2 separate regions of the Mus musculus genome follow, and region 1 is linked to region 2. The links are chromatin loops, found by intact Hi-C in ENCODE. Cell type or tissue: left cerebral cortex. All regions are shown on one strand. Links, peaks and the distances in the headings refer to the core of each region. The heading gives the core; the rest is flanking DNA.

Region 1 (15,444 bases), core at 4,987-12,986, 1.2 Mb after region 2:
GCAGGCCAAGGGCCAGCCAGCTTTTCTTCCAAGGGGCCAGAGAGTAAATACTTTAGGTTTTACAAGCCCAAAGCAAAACGGAGCAAATGCCCTAGATGAAGGCCTAAGCCTGTTTTGCATTCTGCATTTAAATTGTGAAAATTATTCTTAGCTCTCAAGCCACACAAAACTAGGTGGTAGCTGGATTTTTGTCTGTGGGCCAGGGTGCCAAATGCCAATTCAATCATACAGGTATAGAAGGGACATAGAAACCTGAGCTGCTCTCTGCAGCTAGATAGCCTACTGAAGTGCACACCCTACTGCGTGCCTTCCTTCCAACTCAGCAAAATCGCACACTGGCTTCCTTTGCCAGCCATGCTTGCAGAGTGGTTAGCTGCTCTGGCTGAGAAGAGGCGAACGAGTTGCCTGGAGTAGAGATTTAACACCTACAGCTGCCTCTGCTTATACAACACAAGCAGAAAGCCCAGAGGACAGTCCCACAAACCACGGAACCAGATTCAACAGCCACACCGCTCCCGTCTTCTTCTCAAGTGAGCAAAACAAGCTTTTGTTTGTTTCGGCCAACGTTGCTCTAGTATCCACCAACACAGCTACACCACCAGCCCCGAGAATAGAATCCAAGCTTCCTGCCAGTGCCCACAAGACTCCCCACTTGGGCCCTGCCTAATTCTATCTCTTGTGAAGGCCCTCCCTTCCACTTCATGTCACTGTCACACCTCTCCAGCTCTCACCTGTAAGGTTTTTTTACACAGCCCTGCTCCTGATGTCTATTGGTGTCATCTATTGACTTCAACTCCAGTTACCACCAGCACAGATGTATCTTCTCTTCCAATCCATGCAAAGTCAACTGCGCCCATCAGCACCACCACCACTCATTTGCCTGTGAGTAATGAACAACTCCCTGAAACTCTAGACTTGTTTATTCTAGGAGCTGGTGATTGCCCGCCCATCTCCAGGAACCCATGCTGTTGTCTAGATCAGGAGCGGTGCTGCTCGCTGCTCTATCTCTGGCCCGTGCGAGAGGCGCCCATGCAGAAGGCGGACTCTACAGACCCTTGTGGATTGAATAGTGGGTGAGCCTGAAATACTGGTCACGTCCTTCATCCTACGGATTCTGTTACAGCAACATAACCCAGGTAAGAGCATTTAAACCATGATAACACCAAGGGACAGTCAGAAGTGCTAGAGAGACACAGGGCAGAATCCAGCCCCAGCTCCCCTGGAGACCTGCCGTAGAGCCCAACAAGCCACAGCTCTTAGCAGTGTTCCTTTTCAAGACGGGATTTGGAGTGCCTTCCTCATACGGATACTAGGAAGCATGAGCGAGACCTCGTAGACAGGGCTTGAACGTCTGGCACTGAGCAGTGCTGTAGGATGTGGTTATCGCCATTATTAATTCATTGTCATTACTCACTGACATCTAATGAACCCTGCCGCTATTGTATTACTTAAATATACTTAGCAGCAGCGCCTTCTAGAACCAACACGGGTTCTCCTAACCCCAGATCCAATATGTCAACCCAAATCCACCAATGTCCCCAGACACAGTCCTTCCTCTCTCTCCCCACATCCAGTCTCACCGAATGAGGACAGACAAGAGGAAATAGCATGGAGGGGCCGGGCAGTCATCAACAGGGATCCTGTCGGCCTTGCTGGGTGCTTGGGAGCCAGTAAGACCCGCTTCGTTCGTACTGTGCTCGACTTCCCCTGGAACAAGCATGGCTAAGGACCCTTAAGGGTTGGCCTTCTAAACCCCTGACTGCACCTCCCTACCCCCATCCCACCATGTCCTGAGTATACCTGGATCATTTCACTTGAGGCTGAGCCACCCCATCCCTCCAGCTCTCAGCATACATTCACATGTAGAGTGGAAAGCTAAAGTCTAACAGAGTAAGCCTGTGTCTGTGTCAGCATCCATGTTAACAAAGGGGCAGGCGGCAGGGAGGTGGCTATGGGTTCCCAAGCTCTGATGGGCACCACTGAGGCAGCTTGGGTTCAGGTCTCCTCTCTGAGTAGGGGCCCTCTTGACTTTGCTTGCTATGTGGCTTCCGCTGGGCCATCCTCCAATCCATTTCACTCTGTCTTCCTCGGGGTTCTCATGAGCCGCGTGCTACCTGTTCACCAACGCTAGCGAGCTTTGAGATTTTCAGCGGGGGAAGTTGCCTCTCCCCCTTGGCCTCCATCACTCTCAAGGCCCAGAGATTCACCAGCTCTGAGCAGAGCAACCATCCTAAGCTGTTCCCTAACCACTCCCTGGGTACCTCATTGTGGTGATGGAGAACTGGAACTTTCCTTGCCTGTGCTGGCTAGCTGTGGAACCTCAGGCAAACCCCCATAAGCCCTGTAAATCACATTAAATATACAGAACCTCCAGAGGCAAGAACAGAAGGAGAGATCTTACTTCAAATCATCGGCGGCCAGCATTTCCTGAAAGCCAGCGTACACCACCCAGAATTGTGCGTGGAGCCCTGTTCTTCAGAGCCTGCCAGTAGTGTCCCATTTACAGCTCACGGTGACCCCGTGAAAACCATCTATTATTATCTACGTTTGGAAGAAGGGCCGACAAACAACACAGGAAGGTCAAACAGTCTGTCCAATGTTCACACCATTAAGAAGTGTAAGAACCAGCCTTGGATCCAGGCAGTGTGAGTCCCGTGACTCACACATCCTTCCCCTGGCTCCATCAGTGATTAGACACAGCATGCTCCATCTAGCTGCTCCCCACCCTGGCAGGGGCTGAGACCTGCAGGATGGGAGGCAGAGCCCATGGGCACTGGCCCAGGTCCCGGGGCTTCCTGGTCCCAGTTCTTTGATCAGGTCTGCCAGGTAGTGTATCCGCCAGCCCAAAGGTCAGGTGGTCCCACTGATGAGGTCCCGCCAATGGACAAGGGAGCCACTAATGAGGGCATCATGACAGATGAAGGTGAGCATTGCCAGCATCTCCCTTCATCCCTCATACCAGGGCGCAGAGAAGGACCTCGGGGAGGAGCAGGGGCAGCTAAGTTAAGACCAGGTGTTCTGAATCCATGCTCCCCCCGCCCCCCATTTCTTAGAAAGCTGTCTTGGCCTCTTCCTTTCCATCCTTTCTCTTCTCCACTAAGAGATACATTAATGTCCTGTTCTTTACCTATACGATGACTTCATCCCCCTCTGCCTCCAGGGAGGACTCATGAAGACATCTGCATCCTTTCCCCTACCTTGACCCATAAGACAGATAAAAATACTGAGACCCAGGAACCACAGAATCAAGAGTAACAAGGATGCTCCCAGTGGGAGGCTTTAGGGTCATCTTGCCCCTAAGGTCCTCATCAGGGAGAAGTATCGTCACCCAGGGGCAGCTAGACAAGAGTGATGCTGTGTCCTGGGGTATGATCACAGTGCCTACAGATGTGACTGTCATCTAATAGACAGGGCCAGGGATGGCAGGTATCCTATATGGTATAGAACAGCACCGCATAGTAAAGAAAGTGCCACTCAAAGTGCTAATAGCACCCCTCCGCCAGTGTCTATAGATGAGAACTGGAGTCCAATAAGGAAAGAGATTTCAATTGATTCACTGACAATGTTCCTTTTCCTAAGAAAAAGAACCCTACAAACGTCCCAGCGCTGTTCAGCTTAGAGATGCCATTTACCACTTCTCTGGCCGCCCTATGTGAGCAATGTGTAAGGTCTGGCCCAGGAGATTAAGCAGTGTGTTGCTTGGGTCTTCCAGCCGAAATGTCTCCTTGCATGGGAGGGCAGTGATCTTTCCCTTCTTCCTGCTGCTGTCTGAAGCACAGGTGTAGCATGGGCAGCATTTTGGATGCAGAGGCAATGTACCAAGGATGGAGGCAGGAGGTCCTGATGGAGTGAGATCACTTCCTAGCCCTGGACTCCTGCTTCAAAGTGGGAGGAAAGGAGGAAGAGCATCCTCCACAGCTGGTCAGTTGGGGACCCTTCAAATATTTACGAGAGACCAGACAGGTTCAACAGAATGACTGCAGTGGCAAAGCCTGGGTCAGCCTTGTCTTTAGCGAGCACAGGCCCATCCGATAAAAGCAAGCCTTCTGCATCCAATGAACCTAGGAGGGGTATTTCAGGAGGATGTGGTCACAGATACTCATCCTGGCCATAAACTCAGTCAGACAAGTTAATTCAGGCCAGTTCTCCATTAAGGATAATAAAAGGAAGGGAAGCCAAAAATCACACAAACACCATCTTGAAAGTGCCGAAAACCATAAGTCACTGAGACATTCCCAGGTTAGATCCTGTGCCCAGTGCTGAGCTATTGGGCTCTTTTCCTTCGTCTCAAGGATGTTTGCTGACCTTGGAAATGTATCGGAGCAGGGCTGTGCTGTGGATCCCTTCAGGGTTGGAGCGGGGGAAAAGTGAAGCCACAGGGTTTGTGAAGGAAGGATGCTGCAAACCCAGACCACGCGTGGAGTGGAGCCTGCATGTGTGAACCAGGGGCAGGAAGAGCAGAGAGAGCACCACACCAAGTCCAGATCCAGCCAGCCAGAGCGCAGACCTGTCCCCTGGATTGGTGATCAAATTACATCTGAAGAAAATAAAAATAGTTCCTGGGTTTTGAACCCTAGGTATCAAGGTGTTATTCCGAACTCAAAGACACGGGGCAATATGTGTGGCTGGGTATGTAGTCAGTTGGTAGAAAGAATGCTTGCTTAGCTTGCACCTCAAAACAAGCCCTGGGTTTGATCCTCAACACCACGTAAGGTGGTAAATTCCACTCTCCAGAGGTAGGAGCAGGAGGACTAGAAGATCAAGGCTATCCTCAACTACACAACAAACTGAAGCCAGCCTGGGTCCTGTCTATAAAACAAAATAAAATGAAATGCAACAGCCAACACCAGCAGACTCAAAGGTACACAAAGCCCTGGTGGTGTCCGGGATAAATTGTAAAAGCAACTCTGATTACTGCAGTCAAGCAACTGTTAGTCTAAGCTTGAAAAATTAACAAAACTAAAAACTATCAAGTGTTCTGCCTGCTCCATCCCTGATTCCACAGTGCAAGGAAAAGAGCAAGACCTGAAAGATACCTCTGACCCCGACACAAGCCCTGTGGTACTCACATATGAACATGCACATGCAATAATAATAAATTTTTTAATCAGGCTCTTGGTCTGCAGTCCTGGCTCACTTGGACCCTGCTATACAGACTAGGCTTGTAGAGAACTCAGAGATCATCCTGCCTCTGCCTCCCAAGTTCTAGGATTAAAGGCATGCGCCACTACACCCAGCCCATAAATTACCTTTAAAAGGGCTACTAACTGTCTGGTTCTGGCAAGATCAACTTCTGAAAAAGGCAACTTAATGGAGGAGACCCAGTGTTGCCGGGGCCAGGGGCAGAAAGGGTAAATGACTAGAGCAGGGATTTTACCTATACGATGACTTCATCCCCCTCTGCCTCCAGGGAGGACTCATGAAGACATCTGCATCCTTTCCCCTACCTTGACTCATAAGACAGATAAAAATACTGAGACCCAGGAACCACAGAATCAGTGAGCTTTCCACGTGGTGTCATAGTGTGGTACTCACACTTATATGTTTGTCCAAACACACCGAGTGTCCAACACTGAGGGACCCATGTGTAGACTATGGACCCAGATGCTAATGATACAACAACTTGGGTTCCTCAATTGTAACAGATGGACCGCTCTGACACTCAGAATGAATGACATGGGGGTGGGGAATATGTGGGAATCAATTTTAGTATGAACAAAAATAGTTTTTAAAATGATTTAGTTTTAACTCTGTGTGTGTGTGTGTGTGTGTGTGTGTGTGTGTGTGTGTGTGTGTACATGATATCAAGCATCCACATAGGCCAGAAGGGGCATCAGATCCCCTGGAGCTGGAGTTATAGTGGTTTAAAGGCATGGATGTGGATGCTGGGAACTGAACTCTGATCCTCTGGAAGAACCGTGTACACTCTTAGCCACTGAGCCATCTCCTCAGCCCCCAAGTACTTTAAGAAAGTCAAAGTTTTTAAAGATGTGAGAAATGTGACTCTTCTGTGTGCTAGCAAGGTCTTGAGAGATGAGTGCAGTGCCCTTGACACACTGAGGGAAGAGATTGACAGGAGCGCCATCCCCCCTCCCCCATGGCAGTGAAGTGGACCATCATAGTACAAATCAAAGAAAATCCTAGCAGGGTTTTTTTTTATTCATATTCTTTATGAATATGGGTGTTTTACCTGCATGTATGTTTCTGTCCCATGTGTGTACCTAGTGCCTATGGAATCTAAAAGATTCCCCTGGAACCTTTTACAAGTTACAAGCAGTTGTGAGCCATCATGTGGAATCTAAAAGATGGTATAAGGTCCCTGGAACCAAAATGAGCCATCATGTGGGTGCTAGAAGCTGAACTCGGGTTCTCTGAAAGAGCAGCCAGAGCTCTTAAGTACAGAGCCATCTCTCCAGCCCCAGTTTTTCTGAGACAAGAGCTCATCTAACTCAGCTAGCCTCAAACTTACCCTACAACCTTGAACTTCTGATCCTTCTGTCTGTTTCCTGAGTTTTGAAATTACAGGTGAACTCTCCCATGCCTAGCACGGGGGAATCAAGCCCATGCCAGGCAAGCTGTCTACTGACTGAGCAACATGCCCCTTGCCTGGCACTGAATCTGAAGACGTCAGGAAACAACCCAGAAATCATTCTAGGTTTTCTTATCATTATTGGACTACATTACCATGCAATACCCCTAGCCTGAAAAGCCCTCCATTGGTCTACTGTCCAAATAAGTGAAGCCTTTGTGGCTAGGGTCTTACACTAGGTTCCAATTCACACCTTCTCACTGCTCTTCCAATTCACACCTTGTCAGTTCACACCTTCCCACTGGTCTCCCAATTCACACCTTCCCAATTCACACCTTCCCACTGCTCAGCGGCCTTTGTGGCTATGTTCTCCTACTAGCTTCCAATTCACACCTCCCACTGCTCTTCCAATTCACACATTGTCCCTGCTCAGCCTTGATTTTGTGGCTAGGCTCTCACACTAGCTTCCAAATCACACCTCCCTACTGCTCAGCCTTTAATGAGCACTATGGTCTTTGTGACAGTTATTCAAAGGCTTTCCTGAGACAGTCTTTGGCATTTAGGGTCTTAGTTACATGCAGCATTTAAGAACAAATAGGTGACTGTTGGAATCTACATTTACAGGAAACCTGAGTGTTCCTAGTTGTCCTTATCCTAATATCTCGCTTCAGTGCGTTATTGCTAGCAATTCACGATCCAATGTCAGGACACCATGACTTAAAGCTGAAGCTCACACTAGGACTCTGCCCTGTGATTCTGCACTCTATGAGTTTGGGCAAAGGCATGGTGACATGTCCGCCTTAACAGTGTCATACAAAATGGTTTCACTGCCCTAAAATAACCATTCCCCAGCTTTTCATCCTCTGCACCCCAACTTTGGCGACCTGTTTTCTAGTTCCATGGTTTTGCCTTGTCCAGTATGTAGTATTTTGGTCTCTGCTTACCTCATTGAGGTCTCTTCCATGGCTCCTCATGGGTTAATAAGTCATTTCCTTTGTTCTTGCTGAATAATATTCCTCTGCATGAACATACCATAGTTGATCCATTTGCTTATGGAAACTCCTCCTGCTTGCTTCCCATGAGTGAAAAAAGGCCAGCAATTCTCAACCTTCCTAATGCTGAGACCATTTAATACAGTCCCTTTGGTTTTGTCCCACCATTGGTTAAGTGGCTGTGGTGACGCCCCCCCCCATAAAATTATTCCATTACTACTTCAAAACTGTAAACTTAATGCTGTTATGAATCATAATATAAATATCTGTGTTTTCCGATGGTAAGAAGTCTTACATGACTTCCGTGAAAAAGTCATTCAACTTCCGAAGGGGTCACGACCCACAGGTTGAGAACCACTGATCTAGCATGTGTTCAGAACCTTTCTATTAACTTCAGGTGCCGTTTGTGTCCCTAAACTTTAGAACAACACACTCCTGGGTTTAAAGAATAAGTTCAAGGGGCCTGGGATGTATCACAGTTGGTAGGTGTGCCTAGCAGACATGAAGTCCTAGGTTCAATCCCCGGCAATGCATAAATCAGATGTGTATGTATTCCTGCCATTCCTGCACTGGGGAGATGAAGGCAGGAGGATCAGACATCCAAGGGCATCTTCAGTTCAAGGCCAGCCTGGGATACATGAGACCTTGTCTTAATTAAACAAAATAAAAAACAGCTTGTAAGGAGAAAGTCGAGCTTAGTCCCTTTGGTTTTGTCCCACCATTGGTTAAGTGGCATAGCTGGCCTGTCCCTCCAGGACCTCCGTGGTTTGCCTGGTGCCAACTGTGAGTATGTAATGGACCCAAAGTCTTCCCTGTTGCTATCATTCCCTGTGATAACAGTGGAACTCTGCTGCTAGATAAAGCATGTGGGTAATTCCCACTCACAAATTTGCTGCCTTGCTCCACCTCAGTCTCCTATGGCCATCTCAGTGAGCAAGTGGAGACACGGATGTCCTGTCTCCAACTCTCTCACCCTTCCCTTCCTCAGCTACCACTCGAAATAAAAACCCACTTCACCACACAGCTCCCAGTAGAACAGTAGCCCTGGAAAAGACCACACCTGCCATCAACTCCCCTGACACAAACCTGGCAGACAATAGATGCTCGATGATGTTTGCCAAAGGGATCGAGGAGTGAATCGATGGCTTCTGTCCCTCCTCTGGATCCCACAGAAGGCATGAGCAGAGATCTGAGGTCGCCAGGCCCAGAAACTCTGTCATTTCCTCACTTCCCGTGGCTTTTATCTTCAGGGAGCAGAAACTGGTCCTTTGGGGGGTGGTGTTCCAATTCTGGCCAGCTGGGTACCAAATCACCCCCATTGCAGGGATGGGGATGTAGTTCAGTGCTACAGCACTTGCCTAGCATGCATCAGGCTCCGAGTTCCATCCCTAACATCACATAAAACCAGGATGATGGTGCATGCCAGTAACCTCAGGATCAGTCTCAGATGCAGGCCAACCTAGGGTACATGAGACCCAATCTGGAAAAAAAAAATCAGGCCAGAAAGATGGCTCAGTGGGTAAGGGCACTTCCCTCTAAGCCTGATGTCTGAGCTCAGTCTCTGGAACCTACATGGGAGAGAGAGAGACAGAGAGAGAGAGAGAGACAGAGAGAGACAGAGAGAGACAGAGAGAGACAGAGACAGAGACAGAGACAGAGACAGAGACAGAGACAGAGACAGAGACAGAGACAGAGACAGAGACAGAGACAGAACTAGCTCATCTCTGACCTGTACACACACATACAATGGACAGATAGATGGATGATGGATGGATGGGTGGATGGATGGATGGATGGATGGATGGATGGATGGATGGACTGTAAAAACAAAAACAAAAATAAAAACAACAAAACCCTTCAGCCAGTATCTGGGCTGAAGGTTTCAGGGACAAGAACACCCCAGCCTTTCTTAAAAACCTCCCAGGTCCCAGACACAGCATCTGCCCCCTCTGCTGGCAAACCTGGGGAAGTGCTTGGACATCCATGTATCATCCTCTCTCTGAGAAGGCAGAAATGAAAGGCTATCTGAGCTCCCTGTGGCACCCTGCAGCATATCCTGAGCCTGGGAAGAGACAAGGTGAGCAGGGACGGGAGGTGGGGGACCAGTAGTCTCGCCTGAGTCCTGCCTCAGTCAGGGGCCTTCTCTACTGAGGCTTTTGGCCCTGACCTTTGCCCATAGGGCTGACCAGGGAGTCATAGCTGAGCAAGGCCTGGATGGGAGGCTCCAGACTGAAAGGGGGGGCATTGCTTTTATAAATAAATAAATAAATAAATAAATAAATAATCGTTCCAAGGATAGGCATCCCGCTACCAGCCCAACCCGACACTGACTAATCCCATCTCAATAACATACAGCATACCTCCTATACCATACTGCCCTCAGTTTACCTGACAGTAGCATGCAGCCCCCCGGTACTGCCCTCAGCTCACCTTGCATCTGTCCTGCAGGTAGATACAGAAAAAGAGGCACAGAGTAAATAAATTAAGGCATCAGAGTAAGCATAGCTCCCTTGGGCCAGTTGCCCTGTGCCCTGTGCCTCATCTATTATTTCTAACTCCATAACCAAGGACGTCCCCGGCTTTCCCAGCTGGTCCTGTATCTTTCAGAGCCAAGATGCCTTAGATGTGGCTCAGCTGGAGTGGAAAATGGCCCAGGGCAAATAAGGCAAACCCCCAGGAGCAGACACTGCCTCAGATATCCCTGCTGGGTGGCCTTGGGCAGATCCCTCAGCCTCTCTGAACTACTGTGGTCTCACTGGCAAAGAGAAGCAACTCCTGACTTAGGTGTGAAGACCAGAGACAATGTACAGTTTGCAACACAGCCGCATCCTGGCAGAGAGCATCCAGGGACAGAGCATCCAGTGACAGAGTATGGGGACAGCGAGTCGGGGCACAGAAAGGTCCCCTTGCCCTGGAGTTTGAGCTGGACTTACCGATCAGTCTCTGGTGCTCTTGGCAACTCCAGAGCAAGCAAAGAAAAGTCCCATACTCACTCCCTCTGTGCACTGGAGGATATGGGCTGTTTAGATGTCCTCTGATCAGTGGCCACATAAGTGAGGTTGGAATCAGAGCCTCCAGCCTCAAACAAGCCTTGGGAGGACCGTGGCCCTGGCGCACAGTTGATCTTGACCTCATGAGAGCTCTTGAGTCAGAACCACCACCACTGAAATGTTCCTTAACTCCTGACCACCACAACCAATGACATCATTAAAATAAAATTTAAAAATAGTCACTAATACACTTTAGACTCAGAGCCTCAGGTCAAGAGAGTTGTTAGGGGCTAAGCTGTCTTGTTTCCACAGTCCTGGCCACACAAATTAGATACTAAAGGCTGCCCATGCCCTTTGGACCTTGCCAAGAAGAAAGAATAATAATTTAAAAAAAAAAACCCTAACGTTTATTGAGCACCTGCCTCCCACTGCCAGCTGCCTTTCAGGCACAGAGCCGAGTGCTCTGCGTTGGTCTTCCTCCTATAACCTCCCAGAGCACCGAGTCTTATACCGTCCTCATTATCCAGAAGGGAAAACTAAGGGGACAAAGGCTGAGTGATCTACTCAAGGTTCTGTATAGGAAGGTAGCAGATCTGGGACCTCAATCAAATTCCACTACCCCAGAACCTATTCATAGTATGCATGACCCCAAAGTGCACATGACCCCAAAGTGCACATGACCTGCTACTCATTCTCTACCCTGTCACACTGTCACACAGCCTGTATGGCCACCAACCACCACCCTGTGACAGTGAGTAAGATAAATTCCACGGAGCCCATCGTCCCTTAGCCGAGGCAGGCCCTCTACCCACAAACACCCTCTGCCTCTATCCCTGCAACAAACTCCTCACCACCCTGTGCTGGCCACAGATCATCTTCAAACTATAGGGACCTTTCGCCCTCTTCCTGCCCCTTCTCCATTTTTCCCCCCACAGATGTAAGGAGAGACCCAGAGAGGTGTTGTGGTTTGTGTTAACGACACAGAGTGGGGACAGCCAGATCTCTGGACTCTCAATTAACCTCCCAGCTCATCACCATTCCAATGCCCATCGTAGATAGACTCCACCTCTGTCTCCACACACTTGATATTGGAACTCCCTAGCAACCTCCACAGGCCCAGCCCTGGGGATTCAGCCCAGGAGGGGCTTATCTGCACCTGTAGCGTGCCAGGCCACCTTGATTAATGGGCTGTGATTATCTTATCTCTCAGTAGGGCAGCTAAGGATCAGGGGTGGTGGCTGGCAGGTGAACACAATCAACCAGATCCACCTAAGAGTTGGGGGTGGTGCAGAAGTGGGAGATTAAGGTCCCCAAAGGCTTTGTCCCTCGGCAGCCTCCTGCATTCCTTCCTGGGTGGGCACCCAGGACTGGGTCTGTCACTTAACGAGGGCTCCATCATCATTACCCGTCATTCTTGCTACTGCTGTTCCTTCTTGGGGAAAACAAAGAGAGGGACCAGGAATCCAGCTGTTCCCTGAAGCCTCAAAAGAGGACTTTTTGGACTGACTTGTTTTTTGTGTTATTTACCCAATAACTGGAGGGTTGGGTAAATCACTGGAGACTAGAGCAAATCTCCTCCCATATGAGTACTCCTGACATGTTAGAAGTGTGTGCTCAGTAGTAACTAAGGGGAAATCAGACACCCAACTCTGACCAAGGGCCTGGTGTTGAAGTGTGCTCTACTCCCTGGGCCCCTCCCCAAATCTAGTCTTGGCTTGGGAGACAAAAGGGCCTGAGTCACAGACTCACCCAGGCTGAGAGGCCAAGCAAAGATGGCTGCACATTCTTTACCCAGGACGTTCTGAGGTCACTCATGGTGGGCGGTTACTAGGACTAACAGCATCCTGTAATAATATTGTTTGGATAATAATTCTCTTCTACTCTGAAGGAATAAGGTTTTATTCTTCCCCCAGGGACAGTGAGACTACCTAACCTTGAGCAAGTGAACAGCAAGCATGCCTGAGGTCAGCCTGTTAACTCAGTCAGGACTGTGTAGGACCCAGACTTAGAACCCCATGGCCAGGATGTTTGGAGGACCCCAGTCATTCTCTTCCCCAGAAATGTGTGGTCACTCTGCAGGGGAAGGGAAGATAAAGATGGATGGAGATAATGGTGACTAATGAAGACAAGGAAGGGTTACAAGGAAAACATAGGCTTTTAGATGGATACATTGAATACAAAAAGAATACATTGACTTCCTGAGAGGGAGGAGAAAGAAACATGGATAGATTGCTCAAAGGGAAGAAGAGGCAAAAAAGATACAAAGATTTTCAGGAAAGGAAGAAAGAAAAGAAGGAGAAAGGGAACGATAAAAGAGATGAGTATCAGAGTCTTGCTGACTGTCATCCCAACCCTGTTGACAGGGCATGGCAACATGGGAGCCCAGCCAGTTTTTATTCCCAGAAGGACATACCCAGTGACTCTGGGGCCCCAGGAAGCCATTTTCCATCCCCCACTCCAAAGCCATTCCCAGGAGCACACCTCCCACTTGCTGTCTATCACCCCTTCCCACCACCCTTTCCCAGAGGGCAAAGGGCGGTACAGCTGAGGAGCTCAGTCTGCTATCAGCCCCATTTCTCCTAGGCCTGTTTATTCTGGGTCAGCAATTAACAGATCCCCCTTCCCAGATCAATTAATAGTGGGGACCTCCGAGGGCACAGCCAGGTTAACTCGCTGATAAACAATGGGAAAGAGATAGAGTCTACTCCCTAGTCTATGAGCCACCCCCCCCCCTATCTCTCCAAGAAGCCCAGATCCCATTAGAGTACAGAAAGACTAGCAGTGAATGGAGCTGGGAAACCCTTAAGCTTGGGGGAAGGGGACTGAGTCCCTAATTGGCTTCTCTTGTACGGGACAGCTCTGGTGAAGATCACTGGCCTCCGCAAGAGACAGACTCAGGTTCATAGGCCTGCCATGTACCAGCTAAGTGAGCCAATGTCTTCTTTCAGCACCCTGAGACTCTACTTGCAAAACTCTGTGATGCTGAATGTTTTGGTACGCACCTATAGTCCCAGCCCCTGGAAAGGAGGGCTATGAGTTTGAGTCCAGCCTGGGCTACACTGGAAAACCTTGTCTCAAAAAGTTTTTTTCATATAAATTCATATATAGCTTTTGTATAGTACAGTATACAAAAGTATACATAATTAAATATATTTTAAATAGCTCTGTTAGTATTAAATAGTTACTTCATGCCCAGCCCAGTACTGGGCCTCAATGAGACTTCCAAACGTGATAGCCCTGCCTGTCGTCAGGCAAAGCTTTGGACTTTTTTGAGGTCTTTGGAGGGACCCCAGGCAGCGTTTTCATCCTTCCCACTCTCTAGGTCCTTCTGTCCCACTGCATCACTCGGGGAGCAGCACAAGGATGCCCTGCTCTCTCACGTTCCCAAAGCACATCATCATGGCCACTGTGCAGTGCCGTGGCCGTCAGCCATCACTGAAAAAGAACAGAGGACTGGCCCTTGCTATAGCATGGAGAAACTCTACAACGTCAAGTTAAGGGAAAGAAGCTGGCTGTGCCAGTCACATTCTGTGTGTGAAGACGGACATTCCTAAGAAGCATTTAAAGCAGGCAAAGTCGTAGACCCAGGCTGTGCTGTATTAGCTGCCAGATCTGGCAGGGAAAGGAGGGGAAAGGCCTGCGTTCATGAACAGGGTTTCTTTTGGAGATGACCAATAGTTTGTAACTACAGAGAAGTGGTGGCTCCTGTCAGTGCACTAAACACTACTGGGTTGCTCATTTTAAGATGGTAAGGGAGCTGGGAAGTTGGCTTGGGGGTTAAAAGCACTGGTCGCTCTTCCAGGAACCTGAATTCAATCCCTGGTACCCACACAGTGGCTCACAACTGTCTGTAACTCCAGCCCCAAGGGATCCAATGCATACATGGCAGATGGGTGCACATGTAGGCAAAATGCCCATTCTCACAAAATAAAGGTTAAAAACATTTTTAATAGATGGTTATTCTGTGCTATATGATTCTTACCTCCCTAAAGCATGATTACATTGAAACTCCATTTCTCAGTAGCCCCAGGTACAAGTAGCTAGTGGCCATGACTTGGAGTGGCAGGAGGAGATGTTTTCTTGACTACAGAGATTCCACTCAGACACTCTGTCAACCTTGACCTCCAACTAATCAATTATAGTGATCAACTGTCTCCTAAGACAGACATGACATCACCCAATCCTCTTACCAGGATGGTTTTACCTTTGCCTCCACAGGCTGGAAAACCAAGCCTGGGAGAGGAGACACAGAACCCCAAGATTGCACAGAAAGTAGCTGGGCTTATGCTCGCTCTTGGGGCATGGAAGCCCAGCTGGCCTCCTATTCTCCTGTCAACTAGATATTCTTCAGCAAAGGGTGTGAGAGGGTGTGGTCTGGAAGTGGATGGGTGCTTCGTTGCTGTGTGCGGGATCTGGGGGAGGGGGAAAGAACTCACGGCCAAGTAGTTTGGAATCTGACAACAATTCCAGGAAGCTGGAGGCTGGGTGATGTGCTAAGAGGAAAGAATGCACCTATTCCTGACCCCAATTGCCTCACTGCTTAGCGAGGTCAACACAACTCGACCCAGCGGCCCCTGATCTGACTTAACAGCCCTCCGTGGTGGACTGCAGAGGGACCACTCCAGCCCTTTTAGCTTTCCTGACTTTGGCCCACTGGATTCATGGGGTGGTAGAAAAGGACAGAGTGTCAGAGCAGAAAGAATCAGAGCTTTGTTCTGGGCCTCTCCATCACGCACTGCCTGGGTGAACCGGAGGAAGCTAACCTTTAACCTCAATGCCCTCATCTCCAAATAAGGACCGTTCACATAAACCTCCTGGTGCTGTCAAGATGGAACAGGACAATATCAGTATCTACCAGATCCTTAATTAAGATGAGCTATCTTCACCAGGATCCTAGTAGCTGTCGCATGGAACTCTCTCCTGAAGCAGGACC
Region 2 (15,444 bases), core at 2,912-10,911:
CTCTATGTTCCAGCCATTGGGATGGGAATTTTATTTGCAATTTTTCTTCAAGCAGTACCATGGGTATAGATATTGTTCTAATGGCTATTTTGCTAGTGCAAAAACTGGAGATTAGAGAGTCTAAGTGATTTGTGTGTGTGTTTTTTTAAATTAGGTATTTTCTTCATTTACATTTCCAATGCTATCCCAAAAGTCCCCCATGCCCTCCTCCCCACTCTCCTCCACCCCCTCCCACTTCTTGGCCCTGGCGTTCCCCTGTACTGAGGCATATAAAGTTTGCAAGACCAATGGGCCTCTCTTTCCACTAATGGCCGACTAGGCCATCTTCTGATTCATATGCAGCTACAGACATGAGCTCCGGGGGTACTGGTTAGTTCATATTGTTGTTCCACCTATAGGGTTGCAGATCCCTTTAGCTCCTTGAGTACTTTCTGTAGCTCCTGCATTGGGGGCCATGTGATCCATCCAATAGCTGACTGTGAGCATTCACTTCTGTGTTTGCTAGGCCCAAGAATAGCCTCACAAGAGACAGCTATATCAGGGTCCTTTCAGCAAAATCTTGCTAGTGTATGCAATGGTGTCAGTGTTTGGAGGCTGATTATGGGATGGATCCCCGATATGGCAGTCTCTAGATGGTCCATCCTTTTGTCTCAGCTCCAAACTTTGTCTCTGTAACTCCTTCCATGGGTGTTTTGTTCCCAATTCTAAGAAGGGGCAAAGTGTCCACACTTTGATCTTCCTTCTTCTTGAGTTTCATGTGTTTTACAAAGTGTATCTTATATCTTGGGTATTCTAAGTTTCTGGGCTAATATCCACTTATCAGTGAGTACATATCATGTGAGTTCTTTTGTGATTGGGTTACCTCACTCAGGATGATGCCCTCCAGGTCCGTCCATTTGTCTAGGAATTTCATAAATTCATTCTTTTTAATAGCTGAGTAGTACTCCATTGTGTAAATGCACCACATTTTCTGTATCCATTCCTCTGTTGAGGGGCATCTGGGTTCTTTCCAGCTTCTGGCTATTATAAATAAGGCTGCTATGAACATAGTGGAGCATGTGTCCTTCTTACCGGTTGGAACATCTTCTGGATATATGCCCAGGAGAGGTATTGCGGGATCCTCTGGTAGTACTATGTCCAATTTTCTGAGGAACCGCCAGACTGATTTCCAGAGTGGTTGTACAAGCTTGCAATCCCACCAACAATGGAGGAGTGTTCCTCTTTCTCCACATCCTTGCCAGCATCTGCTGTCACTTGAATTTTTGATCTTAGCCATTCTGACTTGTGTGAGGTGGAATCTCAGGGTTGTTTTGATTTGCATTTCCCTGATGATTAAGGATGCTGAACATTTTTTCAGGTGCTTTTCAGCCATTCTGTATTCCTCAGGTGAGAATTCTTTGTTTAGCTCTGAGCCCCATTTTTTAATGGGGTGATTTGATTTTCTGGAGTCCACCTTCTTGAGTTCTTTATATATATTGGATATTAGTCCCCTATCTGATTTAGGATAGGTAAAAATCCTTTCCCAATCTGTTGGTGGCCTTTTTGTCTTATTGAGGGTGTCCTTTGCCTTACAGAAGCTTTGCAATTTTATGAGGTCCCATTTGTTGATTCTCGATCTTACAGCACAAGCCATTGCTGTTCTGTTCAGGAATTTTTCCCCTGTGCCCATATCTTTGAGGCTTTTCCCCACTTTCTCCTCTATAAGTTTCAGTATCTCTGGTTTTATGTGAAGTTCCTTGATCCACTTAGATTTGACCTTAGTCCAAGGAGATAGGAATGAATCAATTCGCATTGTTCTACATGATAACTGCCAGTTGTGCCAGCACCATTTGTTGAAAATGCTGTCTTTTTTTTTCCCCACTGGATGGTTTTAGCTCCCTTGTCGAAGATCAAGTGACCATAGGTGTGTGGGTTCATTTCTGGGTCTTCAATTCTATTCCATTGTTCTACTTGTCTGTCGCTATACCAGTACCATGCAGTTTTTATCACAATTGCTCTGTAGTACAGCTTTAGGTCAGGCATGGTGATTCCCCCAGAGGTTCTTTTATCCTTGAGAAGAGTTTTTGCTAGCCTAGGTTTTTTGCTATTCCAGATGAATTTGCGGATTGCTCTTTCTAATTCGTTGAAGAACTGAGTTGGAATTTTGATGGGGATTGCATTGAATCTTTAGGCTAGGACTTGAATTCAAACCTGTCAGCTCTTAGAGCATGCATTTTTAAGCTTTCAAACAAATCTCACCATGTAGTTTTTTGGTAAGATACCTGTCTTTTTTTTTTTTTTAAATAAAAGTCTTGTGATTTTTTTTTTCCCTTAAAGACAAGATCTGGCTGTGTGGCCTGTATTAACCTTTTGTCCTCCTACCTTTGCTCCCCAATTTTATTTACAAGTGTGTCACCATTCCTGGCAATTCTTTACAGTTCTTTCTGAGATAGGATCTCCCTCTGTAGCCCAGGCAGCCTCCAAACATGCAATCCTGTTGCCTTAGCCTCTCCAAAGTTTATGATACACTAAAAAACATGTGATAGACATTAAAATCTAATGTCAAGTTATCTAAGTCTTTAATAGAACTTATATAAAGTTAGAGCAACAATACAAAGAATAAAATGGTTTGGAAGTTCTTAACTACCCTTCTTTGACATTATGATTTAAATTTTATTTCTTAGAATTGCTAAGTATGTTTTAAATTTCTAAAAATAGTTGAAGTGTTTTTATATTTACTGTATTTGGTCATGCAAGTAATAGGTGGTTTTAGTAGAACATTAAAAACAGAAAACGTATGAAGAATGACATTAAAATAGCTTATAAACCCAGGGAGTATTTATGCTTTTTGACTTTTCTGACACCTTTATGAATATTCATTGTCAAAATAATGTCAAAAGATGAGTTATCTGCTTATAATTCACTAAGTTTGAGGTTTGCATATCATTTTATTTTGAAATGATGTAAACATAGATTAAATTGTAGTTTTTAAGTAGACACTTTGATGTTTTCATCTTCTCTCTTAGGCATCTGTGAGTTTGTATTTTATTCTACAGTATATGTGCTGTTTATACTATTGAGATAATGACTAAGATATACAAACACAATGTTTCAGAGTGCTTTGTAAGAGTAAGGAGGGCAGGGATGAGATGGAAGAAAGCCTTAGAGAAGAGCCAAGGCTCTCCAGCGATGCCTGTCTTCTCACTCTGCCCAGGGACTGACTTCATTTGCTGCTTCAGAAGAAAGCCATTTCATCTTTGTTAAAGAGCATCAATTAGTAGATTTCCCCCTAAGTTGAGTCCTAAATTGCATTTTCTTTTTTTTAAAACCATTGGTTTGAGTTTTTCAATCTAAAGCAAAATAGAACAAAGTACTTCAGCTGTTTTTCTGATTTTCTTGACATCTAGGAGATTATTCCAAATTCATATCTTTTTTCTCTTTTGCAGGCAGGTGATATGTATGTAGTATTTGTGTATGAATTTTTTGTCTCTACCAGTGCATGTAGATGTGTATACATGTGAGAGGCCTGAAGTTGATGTCTGAACTCTTCCTCGGTTACTCTCCACCTTGTCAGGGACTTCAGCTGAATCTAGAGCTATAGCTGGTCTAGTTCTCCAGCTTCCTTTGGGGCTCCTCTGGTTCTGCCTTGTGAGCCCTGTGATTGTAAGTGGATTACTGAGCCCACCTGACATCGCATGATCTCAGGGCACCTAAACATTTATCCTCATATTTCCTGCTTAACCAGTGAGTTCACTCCAAAAATATATTTTGGGCGTGGAGTGGCCAGTGCTGGGGATTAAGTTCAAGGCCTTCTGAATTCTAGGGGATACTTTGTTATTGAGCGACATCGATATTATCTGACTTTTTTTGGGTGTATTTTAAATGTACATTTATTTTATGAGCCAGTAAATATATGTAATTAAACTAAAATGGGTATATTTGATTTGTTAAAATATGGTATAACGTTTGGAACTACTCTTATATCTTAGAGTTCTTCCAGCTATTGATGGCTCATTTTTTATAGCTTATTTTTTCAGCTAAGAAGACTTATGAACATTTTCACTTGGTCGTGTTTGTTGTAGATTCTATTCCCAGAAGGTTTCTAGCTAATCATTGTTCTTGATGTGGACTGTCAGGGTAGGAGATGATTTTGCAAGAATAAAATCTGCTGTTACGCTGTATGGACAATTTATTTAGATTCTCTCCAACTAACAAATAATGCTTGGTGAATACTTAATGCAGAACTATTTCTGTAGAATGAGAATTGGTAAAAAATAAATGAATGTTTAGTGCCTCTGATATATATTGATAATTCATCTTCTACAGGTATTATATCAATTTATAGAACTGCTATATAAATAGATGAGAGCCAAGTGGTAGCGGCACATGCCTTTAATCCCGGCACCCAGGAGGCAGAGTCAGGAGAATCTCTATAAGCTTGAGGCTAGCCTGGTCTACAGAGTGAGTTCCAGGACAAGCAGGGCTATACAGAGAAACCCTGTCTCGAAAAAATTAAAGAAAAAGAAATAAATGAGAAATTCATGTTATTATATTCTTGGTCAAAATTAGCTATATTACTGGGTATTAATATCTTATTTTACTCTTTTATAATTAAATGGCCAAAAATAAAAATTTGTAATTGTTTTATTTTTGCTCTCTTTGATTCTTGATATTGTAATTTGTACAACTAATTTGTTTTTCACTGAAGATTGTCTACCTTACATCTCACAAATATGCCCTCGCTTTCTGTAGCCTCGCTTTCTGTGGCCTCACTTGGTTGTTATTAACCAAGTCTGGAAATACTAAGCAGAAAATCCTAGAGTTGACTTCATGTTTTAAGTTGCATGCTGTTCTGAGTATCACCGTGAATTCTCCTGGTGTTCCATGCAGGGCACAAATCATCCCTCTGTCTTGCAAGTCCATCTGCAGTGTCTACCTGCCCGTTAGTCACTTAACTGTCTGAGCTCCCAGCTGACAGACTGAGTGTGGTGTAATAGTGCATGTGTTAGGCAACCTCACTTTACTTAATAATGGTCCCAAAGTGCAAGTGTAGTGATACAATTTAGACAAGTCCTGAAATGTTTCCTGTAAGTGACTATCTTGCCTTAATAAAGAAAGAGAATCATATGGTGATGTTGGCATGCTAAGTCAATCTTCTGCATATAAAGTTATGAAGGAGTAAAAGAGAAACTACTCACAGTTTGCTTTTCAATCCCAGGCTTCAAAATGTATTGCTGCAGTGTATTGTAAGTGCTTATTAAGATACCAAATTTGTATGTGCACATATAAAGAAAAGAGTATTTCTAGAGCTTGGTATTGCCAATGGTTTTAGGTATCTATTGACAGGTCTTGGATATTTTCCCTGCAGATAAGTGACAGGGGTAATGGTGAGAGACCAAATCTTTTGGGTTCAGACTCCATCTTAGAGAACCTGACCTACTGGTTGAGCTCAAGTAAACTAACAGGCTGCTACCTAGCACCTGTTTCTGGGCTAAAACCCCAACCTACATCTTTCACCAGTTTCCATATTATTCTCCAACAGATCTGCACCTCCACGTTACAAGCCCATCTCTGACACTTCACTTCCTAGCAACCACCAATCAGGAGGGAAACAGAAGTTAAATTTAAAGTTTGGTTCCCATACCAGCCAATTATGTTAAAGACTACAATGGCCCTCCAATCAGTTGTGTACCAGGCTAGATACCCTTTCTTGCCTTTATAAATGCTTGTCTAAAACTAGGCTCAGGTCTCTACCTTCCTGCTGTGTCAGGGTTGGCTGGGAGCCTAAGCTGGAGCCTGAATAAAGAGACCCTAATGTGATTGCATTGGAATTAGCTCCTTGGTGGTCTTTGGGGTTCACGAATGTTTCCTGGCACAACAATGGCTACTCGATTGTTCTAACACTGCATATTCAATATCCGCTGAGTACCTTCTTCCTTGATTTAATTTTTGGATCAAAAATAAATGTTGAAGTATTAAGGTATTTGATTCTCTATAGGAAAGAAAGAAAGAAAGAGAACCTTAATATTGACAAAGTTGATTTAGTATAATACTAGTATCAAAATGAAGATGAGTAGACTCTGCAGAAATATAATTTCCTGGGTTAAAGTTAGGATTTATTTGTATTTAAGAATCTTACCAAATTTTTTCTTCTGGAGTATTTCTTAAATGATTCAAATTGCTCTATATCTCTTGAGTGTATGCATATGTACGTTTGGGCTTTATAATAGCATAGACTATATACATAGATAAATTGTTTTTATCTCTAACTCTGGTAGGTAGATTTCTTATATATATATATATATGTACACACACACACACACACACACACACACACACACACACACACACACTAAGTGAATGAGGATAAATCAATTTCCAAGCATTTTGTTTTAAATATTTTCCCTGTAATTAGATAAAACCCCACAAGATGGCACTCATTATCCATTTTCTCCTTATCCTATTTCAGACTTGACCAGGTAATTTAAAGATTATGACTGGATAATATAGGACCATAATTAAATATTTATATTCTTACTCGGTAGTAGAGATGCAAATGTTTGTAGCCAGATGTTTCTACTTCATTTTATAATTACAAATATTTCCCAGTATTATAGGAGAATAATATTTTTATATTTTAATACCCTCTCTGGTACCCAAGTCACTTCTGGTGTTTAATTCGGTATACTAGTCTGATTCCAAAGAACTAAATAAGACCTCTGTGGCCTGAAGAATGAATTTGCCCCTAAGTATTTGTGTCATTGTCACTGTTTTAATAACTTCTGAGGAAAGTAGAACTCAGTATTATTGTTGTCAGTTATTACTAAGAGCAGCCTTTTGCCAGTCATGGGAATTTCAAGACTCTAAGCAAAAATTTAAAGAAATACCACTGATTTAAAAAAATTTCTGGAATGCATAAAAGATCATTATAAATATAAGTTGGATGACGTTGTGAATGTCTGAGGAAACAACAACAACCACAACACAACATGGTAGGGACCAGTGTGCTGTGAAATCTTTGGACTGGAAGAAAAGGTTCTTAAAAAGACAGAACCCAGATGCCCCTCAACAGAGGAATGGATACAGAAAATGTGGTACATCTACACAATGGAGTACTACTCAGCTATTAAAAAGAATGAATTTATGAAATTCCTAGCCAAATGGATGGACCTGGAGGGCATCATCCTGAGTGAGGTAACACATTCACAAAGGAACTCACACAATATGTACTCACTGATAAGTGGATATTAGCCCAAAACCTAGGATACCCAAGATATAAGATACAATTTCCTAAACACATGAAACTCAAGAAAAATGAAGACTGAAGTGCGGACACTATGCCCCTCCTTAGAAGTGGGAACAAAACACCCTTGGAAGGAGTTACAGAGACAAAGTTTGGAGCTGAGATGAAAGGATGGACCATGTAGAGACTGCCTTATCCAGGGATCCACCCCATAATCAGCATCCAAACGATGACACCATTGCATACACTAGCAAGATTTTATCGAAAGGACCCAGATGTAGCTGTCTCTTGTGAGACTATGCCGGGGCCTAGCAAACACAGAAGTGGATGCCCACAGTCAGCTAATGGATGGATCACAGGGCTCCCAATGGAGGAGCTAGAGAAAGTACCCAAGGAGCTAAAGGGATCTGCAACCCTATAGGTGGATCAACATTATGAACTAACCAGTACCCCGGAGCTCTTGACTCTAGCTGCATATGTATCAAAAGATGGCCTAGTCGGCCATCACTGGAAAGAGAGGCCCATTGGACACACAAACTTTATATGCCCCAGAACAGGGGAACGCCAGGGCCAAAAAGGGGGAGTGGGCGGGTAGGGGAGTGGGGGTGGGTGGGTATGGGGGACTTTTGGTATAGCATTGGAAATGTAAATGAGCTAAATACCTAATAAAAAATGGAAAGAAAAAAAATATAAAAAAAAAAAAGAAAAAAGAAAAAAAAAAGACATTTTGCCTAGGCAAAATGTTACACAAGCCCCCAATCATGAAACAGTTGTGCTTTCCCATGGGGGTCGGTATGCTAACAAAATGATCATATTTAGTGATACACGGAATAGTTCTTGACTGTAGTAAAAAGAGTGTTTAATGCATTGAAGATAGTGTAGTTACTAAATGAGCTATTATGATTGCTCAATGTTTCAATGAACAATGTTACACTTTTTTTTTTTTTGACAAAATAATGCTGAGGTTTGGGGAGACTGGATTCTAGATTTAGCCGAGTCACATCCATGACCTTTCCCTATCTGGCCTTACAAAGAGTCCCAGATGAAGGATTGAATTAAATTGTTACTTAAGTCTTTTCCAGCTCCAGTATTAAATGATTATTTTTTCATGAGAAAGTGTATTAGACAAGTGCATTCTTGTGGAATTTTGTCATACTTTTGAAAGTTATACATGTGAGATAATTAAATCTGTGTGGAGAAGTATGTTTCCCAGTTGAATGTTGCACATTTGTTTTTATACCATGTGAAGACTTGCTTACTTGTTTATTCTGTGGAAGTGTGTGTCTATGTGTGTGTTTTGGGGGTGGGGACAGCAAGATTTTCTTTTCAGATAGCTGCAGTTACGTTTTGTTTAGAGAATTTGGTTATCTGCATTTAACCTCTTTTTTTAATTAGATATTTTCTTTATTTACATTTCAAATGTTATCCCCTTTCCTAGTTTCCCCTCTGAAAACCCCCTCCCCCTCCCCCTGCTCCCCAACCCACCCACTCCCATTTCTAGTCCTGGCGTTCCCCTATACTGGGCATAGAGCCTTCACAGGACCAAGGGCCTCTCCTCCCATTGATGACTATTTTAAAGTAGCCCCAATATGTAATTTTACTTGTGAATATTTCAGAATGCATTTCTTAACTTATGAATTTGAAACAAATGTGAGTCACAACAGCTTGAATCTTGTAGAATTTTTTTATAACTTAGTTTTTACTTACAGGAAACTTATGTAATGGAAAGATGATAAGAAAGGAAGAAAGAGTTGGGCTATGGAAATGGGGTTGGAGCTTTATCAGTGAAGGCCAGAATTGTTTGTTAAAGGAATTTTCATTCATTTACTATGGAGAACATGTAGTAAGATAATCTACATTTTTATTTCACACTGTTACTGTGTTATGCCTAATTTCATTCACAAGGAAATGTTCTTTGGCTTTGCAACACTGGGCTGAGCCTTAAGGATTTTCATCATATATGTAAAGGTGAGGAGTTTTAACAATCAAATCACATAGAACACTCACAACCTGTCACTTTAGTCTAGGCTATTTCAGAGAATGGAATTAGGAGGTCTGTCTTTATTAATTTAAAACAAATCCTGAATTTCTGTATTTTATTTTTGAGAATTTTGTGTGTATATAGAGAGTGAAATATGATAATATCTTCAGCCATTTCCATTTTGCTCTTCCAACACCTTCCATCTCCCTCCAACATATCTCCCTCTCAAATTCATGTCTTTTTTGTGTTTGCTATTTTTGATAAGCTATTAAATCCATTAGTGCTGCCCATATGTTTATGAGTGTGGGACTATTCACTGGAGCAAGAAAACACCTACTATTGGTTACATGTCCTCCCTCCCAAAGTGATTCTTTCTCTTCTCCCTATTATCACCTGCCAGGAGCTCTACAATAATGTGTAGAACCTGGAGAACAACTTACCCATCTATGCTGGTAAATAGTAATTTGGGTTACTATTGCTATGGCAAGCTCCATGTCCAAAAGCAGGCTGGTGAGGGAAGGGTTTATTTGGCTTAGAATTCTGCATCTTTAGTTCATCACTGAGGGAATTCAGGACAGGAGCTCAAACAGGAACCTAAGCAGAGTCCACAGAGGGGTGCTGCTTACTGGCCTGCTTTCTTATAGAACCCAGGACCATCAGCCCAGAGATGGCACCACCCACAATGGGTTGGCCGTCCCACATCAATCAGTAATTAAAAAAGTGTCTTACAGGCTTGCCTACAATCTTATGTTATGGAAGCATTTTCTAAGTTGAGGTTCCCTCCTCTTAGATGACTTTAGTGTGTGTGAAGTTGACACAAAACTACTCACCATAGCTGAAATTTTTGGCCAGATTGTTCTGTGCAGGTAACCATAGTTGCTTTGAGTTAATGAGTGTGATAGTCATGGCATATCTAGAAGATAGTAAACACAGCCTTTTTTGCCTCTGACTTGCATTCTTTCCATTTGCTCTACTGAGATGCTGAGGTCCTTCCTGAGCCTGGTGGCGGTGGTATAATAAGGAAGTCCTATTTAAGGCTGAGAACAGAGTCTTTTACAAGCTACACGAGTCTCTATTGACTGTTGCTTCCTGAGACTTCCTTGACAAAGGTTGAGAGCATCTCAGGCCTATGTCTATAACATGTTTACAAGGCAATTTGGCAGCATGATCATTTATCAAAAACCAGTAAGTTGTACACTAGGGTATATGACCTTCCCAGCCATGGATTTTGACCAAAGGTATAGCATGAAATTCCCTTTTCTGGAGCAGGCCTCAAATATAATCAGAATGATGTTAGTTATCCCGTAACAGTCATGTGACTATGGCACCAGTGGATGTATCTTACCTGGCAGGTTGGTATTGTAGCATGCAGAGATGAGTGATGGATAACATCATTGATTGTCCCCTGTCCTCCAGCAGCCTGAATTTCACCTTCTGGCACTATGACAGTTACACAGAAGCAAGAAATTTCCTGGTCAATTTGAAATTTTTTTTTTTCTCTGTCCTACTGTCAAAGTGTGTGGTGTCTTCAGCAGTAGGGTCTTTAAAGTGTAATATTGTTGTTTCTTATTATCTTATGTATGTTTTGCCTGCATATATGTTTGTGCACCATGTATGTGCTTGGTGCCTGCAGAGGTCAGAAGGGCGGGTGTTTGATCCCCTGAAACTGGAACTACAGACCATGAGCTGCCATGGGGTTCTGGGAATCAAACCCAGGTCCTCTGGAAGAGTAGCCACTCCCAGAAGAGTGCTCTTAATGGGGGAGACATCTCTGCAGCCCAGCAACAGAGTCTTACTAACCATGTAGTTATTGTGGGTAACCAAGGCACTGACAATAGCCTGGGTGTTTTGGAGACCTCTGGAGCCTCATTGACCAGGTGCTCATAGGGAAATCCCATGCCTTATGGGGCAGTTTCCATTTCATCATCTTCTGGGAGTGACATTGTCTGCCCAACTAGGGTAATTCCATTTGAACTTTAGAAAAAGTTGTATTTGTAATTAGCTTACTAACTAGTGTGTCTTCATATACATAGGCATTTTCATACACACTTAGTTTGGGTTTCTCTTCATTCAGATTCAGCCTCATAGGTTTGTTTGATTTTTGATATTATATATTCTTCTAATTATGGAAGCCTTTATCTATACTGAGAACTCGTGTTCTCCCAAATAAACGTATTACAGACTAAAATAGACTGTTATGTAAAATCTATTTGATTTATTAATGCATATTATACATATATAACATATATGTATAATTGTTAAGAAAACAATGCCAAAATTATCACTAACATTGGGATCATTAGATATGTACAGTAATATTCTGAAATAAAATCACTTGAAGTATTTTTTTCATGTATGGTTAAGTTCTACCTAGACACATATCTAGGTTTCTTGATTTTCTTTTCTTTTTTGGGGGGAGAGGAGTTGAGATAGGGTTTCTCTGTGTAGCCCTGGCTGTCCTGGAACTCACTCTGTAGACCAGGCTGGCCTTGAACTCAGAAATCTATCTGTCTCTGCCTCCCAAATACGGGGATTAAAGGCGTGTGCCACTGCTGCCCGGCTTGATTTTATTTTCAATTTTAAGAGATGTTTTAAAACATTTTTCTTTTATATTTAAGTAAAAGTTTGTATCAAAAAAGTTAAATCAGTAGAGCAAGATTACTAAAAAAGCTCACTTTTCCTAAGTATAGAACAGTCCACTTGTGCTTTAGCCTCCCCTCCCCTCCCCTCCCCTCCCCTCCCCTTTCCTCCCCTCCCCTCCCTTTCATAACCTTTCTCTATTGTTTCTTTTCTATCAGCATCTGATTTTAAGTACTATTCTTTTACTCTAGTAAATCAGTCAGCACACTTACTATAAATTTTTTCATCCTTGGCTTAGTTTTTGTTTGTGGTATTGGATGTATGTTGTTAGAGACTATAACCATTACCTCCTGTGTTCTATTCCCTGTAACCATTGTTTAGTCTTAGTTCTGTAAGTAAATATACAGCTAATGATTACAGTCAGTTCTTAAATAGAAGTCTCCTCAGTCATTGGTATTACGTGGAGTTTGTTTTCTAACACATTTCTCTGGAAGGACTCTTGGGAGCATTCTTTGAGTTATTATATCCCCTAACAGTTTTTCTCTGGCCTTTATACTTGGAAATCATCATTTTGGCTTTATATAAAAATCCCTGGTTTACATTTTCAACCCTTGGGTATCTCTAGCCTGTTATTTTATTATGGCCCAGAATAAAATATTGGTGTTGAAAACTGATGATAAATTTGATTTTCACCCTTGTAAGTAATTTGGTCTTTTTGCCTGTGCAAAGGATTTTTTTCCTAAAAATATTTATTTTTATTAGTTTTAATTGATGTGTGTGTGTGTGTGTACTCCAGAGGTGAAAGGTGTCATATTTCACTGGAGCTGAACTTATAGTGCTGGTGATCTGCTTGATATGGGAGATGGGATCTGAACTTGGGTTCTTTCTAAGAGCAGCACATCTTACAAAAGTGTACCTTCCATTGTAACTGCTGAACAATTTCTTCTGGCACTTTTCTTTTTTTATGCAGTATTTTAGTAGAAAAAACCCACATATATATGTCACAGTGATACAACATGTCCTTTTAACATATAGTTTAATTTTTGCTGAAGAATTTTAATTAATTATTTTTAATATCTATTTTGTCCCACTATGTTGGTTTTCTTTTTTAGGAACTTCTATCATACTTGTGTTAGATCTTTCTTAAACCTGTTTTGATATGTGTTTTTTTTTTAAAAAAACATTCTTTTTATTTTATTTTTGTCTTTATTTTAAATTTATATTATCTTTTGAAAAATCAGTTTTTAAGACTATTTAAAATATTTTTTTCCATTTTTTATTAGGTATTTAGCTCATTTACATTTCCAATGCTATACCAAAAGTCCCCCATACCCACCCACCCCCACTCCCCTACCCACCCACTCCCCCTTTTTGGCCCTGGCGTTCCCCTGTACTGGGGCATATAAAGTTTGCGTGTCCAATGGGCCTCTCTTTCCAGTGATGGCTGACTAGGCCATCTTTTGATACATATGCAGCTAGAGTCAAGAGCTCCGGGGTACTGGTTAGTTCATAATGTTGATCCACCTATAGGGTTGCAGATCCCTTTAGCTCCTTGGGTACTTTCTCTAGCTCCTCCATTATTTAAAATATTTATTGGATCTGTTTTTTGACAATTTTATAAGTATGTAAATTTTTGCTACTATAGCCCCTACCTTTTTTATTTTTCCTGTTATTCCTACCCACTTCCTTATGCCCACAATTCCCCTCTTTTGCATGATTTCCTTAGCAGTTTTACTGTTTTTGGATTTCATATTTTAAATTACAAAGTATCAGCTAATATAAATGAAAAATTTGTAAGTTTATTATTTTATTATTTTAGAAATTATAATTATGTCATTTTTCTTCTTCCCCTTCCCTGCTCCAACCCCTCCCAACCACCCTGCTTGCTGAATCTAACATTCATGGCCTTTTTTTACTTAATGTTTTTTACACACACACACACACACACACACACACACACACACACACACACACTATGTATATAGATATACACACACACTATATGTGTGTGTATATATATATATATATATATACACACATACATACATACACACATACATATATACTTATATATTTATACTTATGTATATACCCAAATACATAAATACCACCTGATCACCTTGTTTAACATTACTTGTATATATATGATTTCAGGGCTAACCACAATTCCCTTTGAAGCATTCAGGGTTTGTTGTCGCTGTTATTGTTGTTGTTTTGCGACCCACTGAGATTAACCAGAATCATGTGTGTGACTATGTCTTTTAAACAGTTAATTGGAGCTTAGTTGGTTTCCAGATGGTACACAACTGAAGACATGACTGCCCTTTTTTTTTCAGAATCCATAAGTAGCTGGTAGCTTAGCAGGGAGGAGCAGGTCCCACAGGCCCCTCCCTGACCACCTGTTGATAGGCTCATTTGTGTGTAGACTTAATGAATATAGCCACAGCTGTTTTGAAGTCATGACAGCATTGGCTGTCCTTATCCAGAAGACAGCATTTCACTCTATCTTCTGGCTCTTAGATTTCTTTCCTCCTCTTCCATGATGTATCCTGAACTTTAGGTAGGGCAGTGTGAAACTTAGTCCTGTTTAGGGCTGATCACTCAAACACCAGCTATTTTCAGCATCTTCAGCAGCTGTATGTCTCTGCATCCACCACCATTCATTGCAAAGAGATTTTTTTATTGCAAGACAGTCTATTTTATATTTATTCATTCAGGGGTTTTGTTGTGTGACATGTAAAGCAAGTTTATTTTCTATGAAGATTAAAAGATAAAACTACTAAACTATGGTTATATTGCTAAGTTACACAAGTTACAAAAAGATACTTCTATAGTTTGGTTATGGCTTTAGTATGTATGTACATCGATGTGTGCATTGTGTGTTTGTAGTTTGGTCCCCAGTGTGATGCTAATAAACAGTGACAAGATTTTAACAAACACTCACTGTGGGAGCTTGTTACTGGTCCTCTGAGTGCTGTGGCTTCGGGCCTTGCTATGTCTTCTTCTCATACACAATCCTGTCTTGATGCCACCTCTGTGAGGAGACAGTATGCTTGTGCTCACGAGAGTCCTATGCTATTTGGAGTTGCAGATAACAAAACTATGAAAAAATTATTTTTCTGCCAATATATACATGTATATGTATATACACACATACATGCATATATATGTATAAGACACACATATGTATATATACATATATGTATATTTATATAATTTCTTTATCCACTGGAACATGGGAAACCTACATTGGGAACATCCTAAAAAAAAGATACAAAAGAATAATTCTCCCACCCCACAGCTCTCAACTTCCAGTGAGGGATGGGACCTGGAGAGTACCTTTCTAATCCATGCCAAAATTTGGCTTGATTTTTTTATTGTAATTTTTATTCGTGAGATTTGTACATGTATATATAATGAAACATGATCTATTACTGTGACTCCCTTCCAAATTCCCTGAAATCCCCCTAACAAGGCTCCTTCCAAAATTCACATCATCTTCTCTTTTGTTTTTGATAGCCAACTAAATCCAACTAGTGTTGCCCATGTATACACCGGTGTGATGGCTTGAATAGAATGGCCTGTATAGTGTTGTGTACTTGAATGCCTGGTCCATAGTTGGTGGACCTGTCTGGGGATTAGGAAGTATGGTCTTGGAGGA

The links. Hi-C counts contacts between places; a loop is a spot of excess contacts. Peaks named below come from ENCODE experiments on the same cell type or tissue, not always from the same donor. Only the 100,000 strongest peaks of a DNase experiment are listed, where the experiment ranks them.
Region 1: it touches region 2 in a loop (2.8-fold over the local background); 3 of 42 quality-filtered maps call a loop at or near these places.

Annotation. Positions count from the first base shown.
Region 1 is chr19:42,211,622-42,227,065 of GRCm38, reverse strand. No RefSeq gene overlaps it. Among named protein-coding and RNA genes, the nearest start is that of Sfrp5, 17 kb to the right of the region's middle. In left cerebral cortex, for the core only: a CTCF peak has its summit at 9,479 (motif pointing left); a DNase peak (open chromatin) is centred at 9,476.
Region 2 is chr19:43,398,378-43,413,821 of GRCm38, reverse strand. No RefSeq gene overlaps it. Among named protein-coding and RNA genes, the nearest start is that of Hpse2, 18 kb to the right of the region's middle. In left cerebral cortex, for the core only: a CTCF peak has its summit at 6,425 (motif pointing right); no DNase peak of the experiment used is centred there.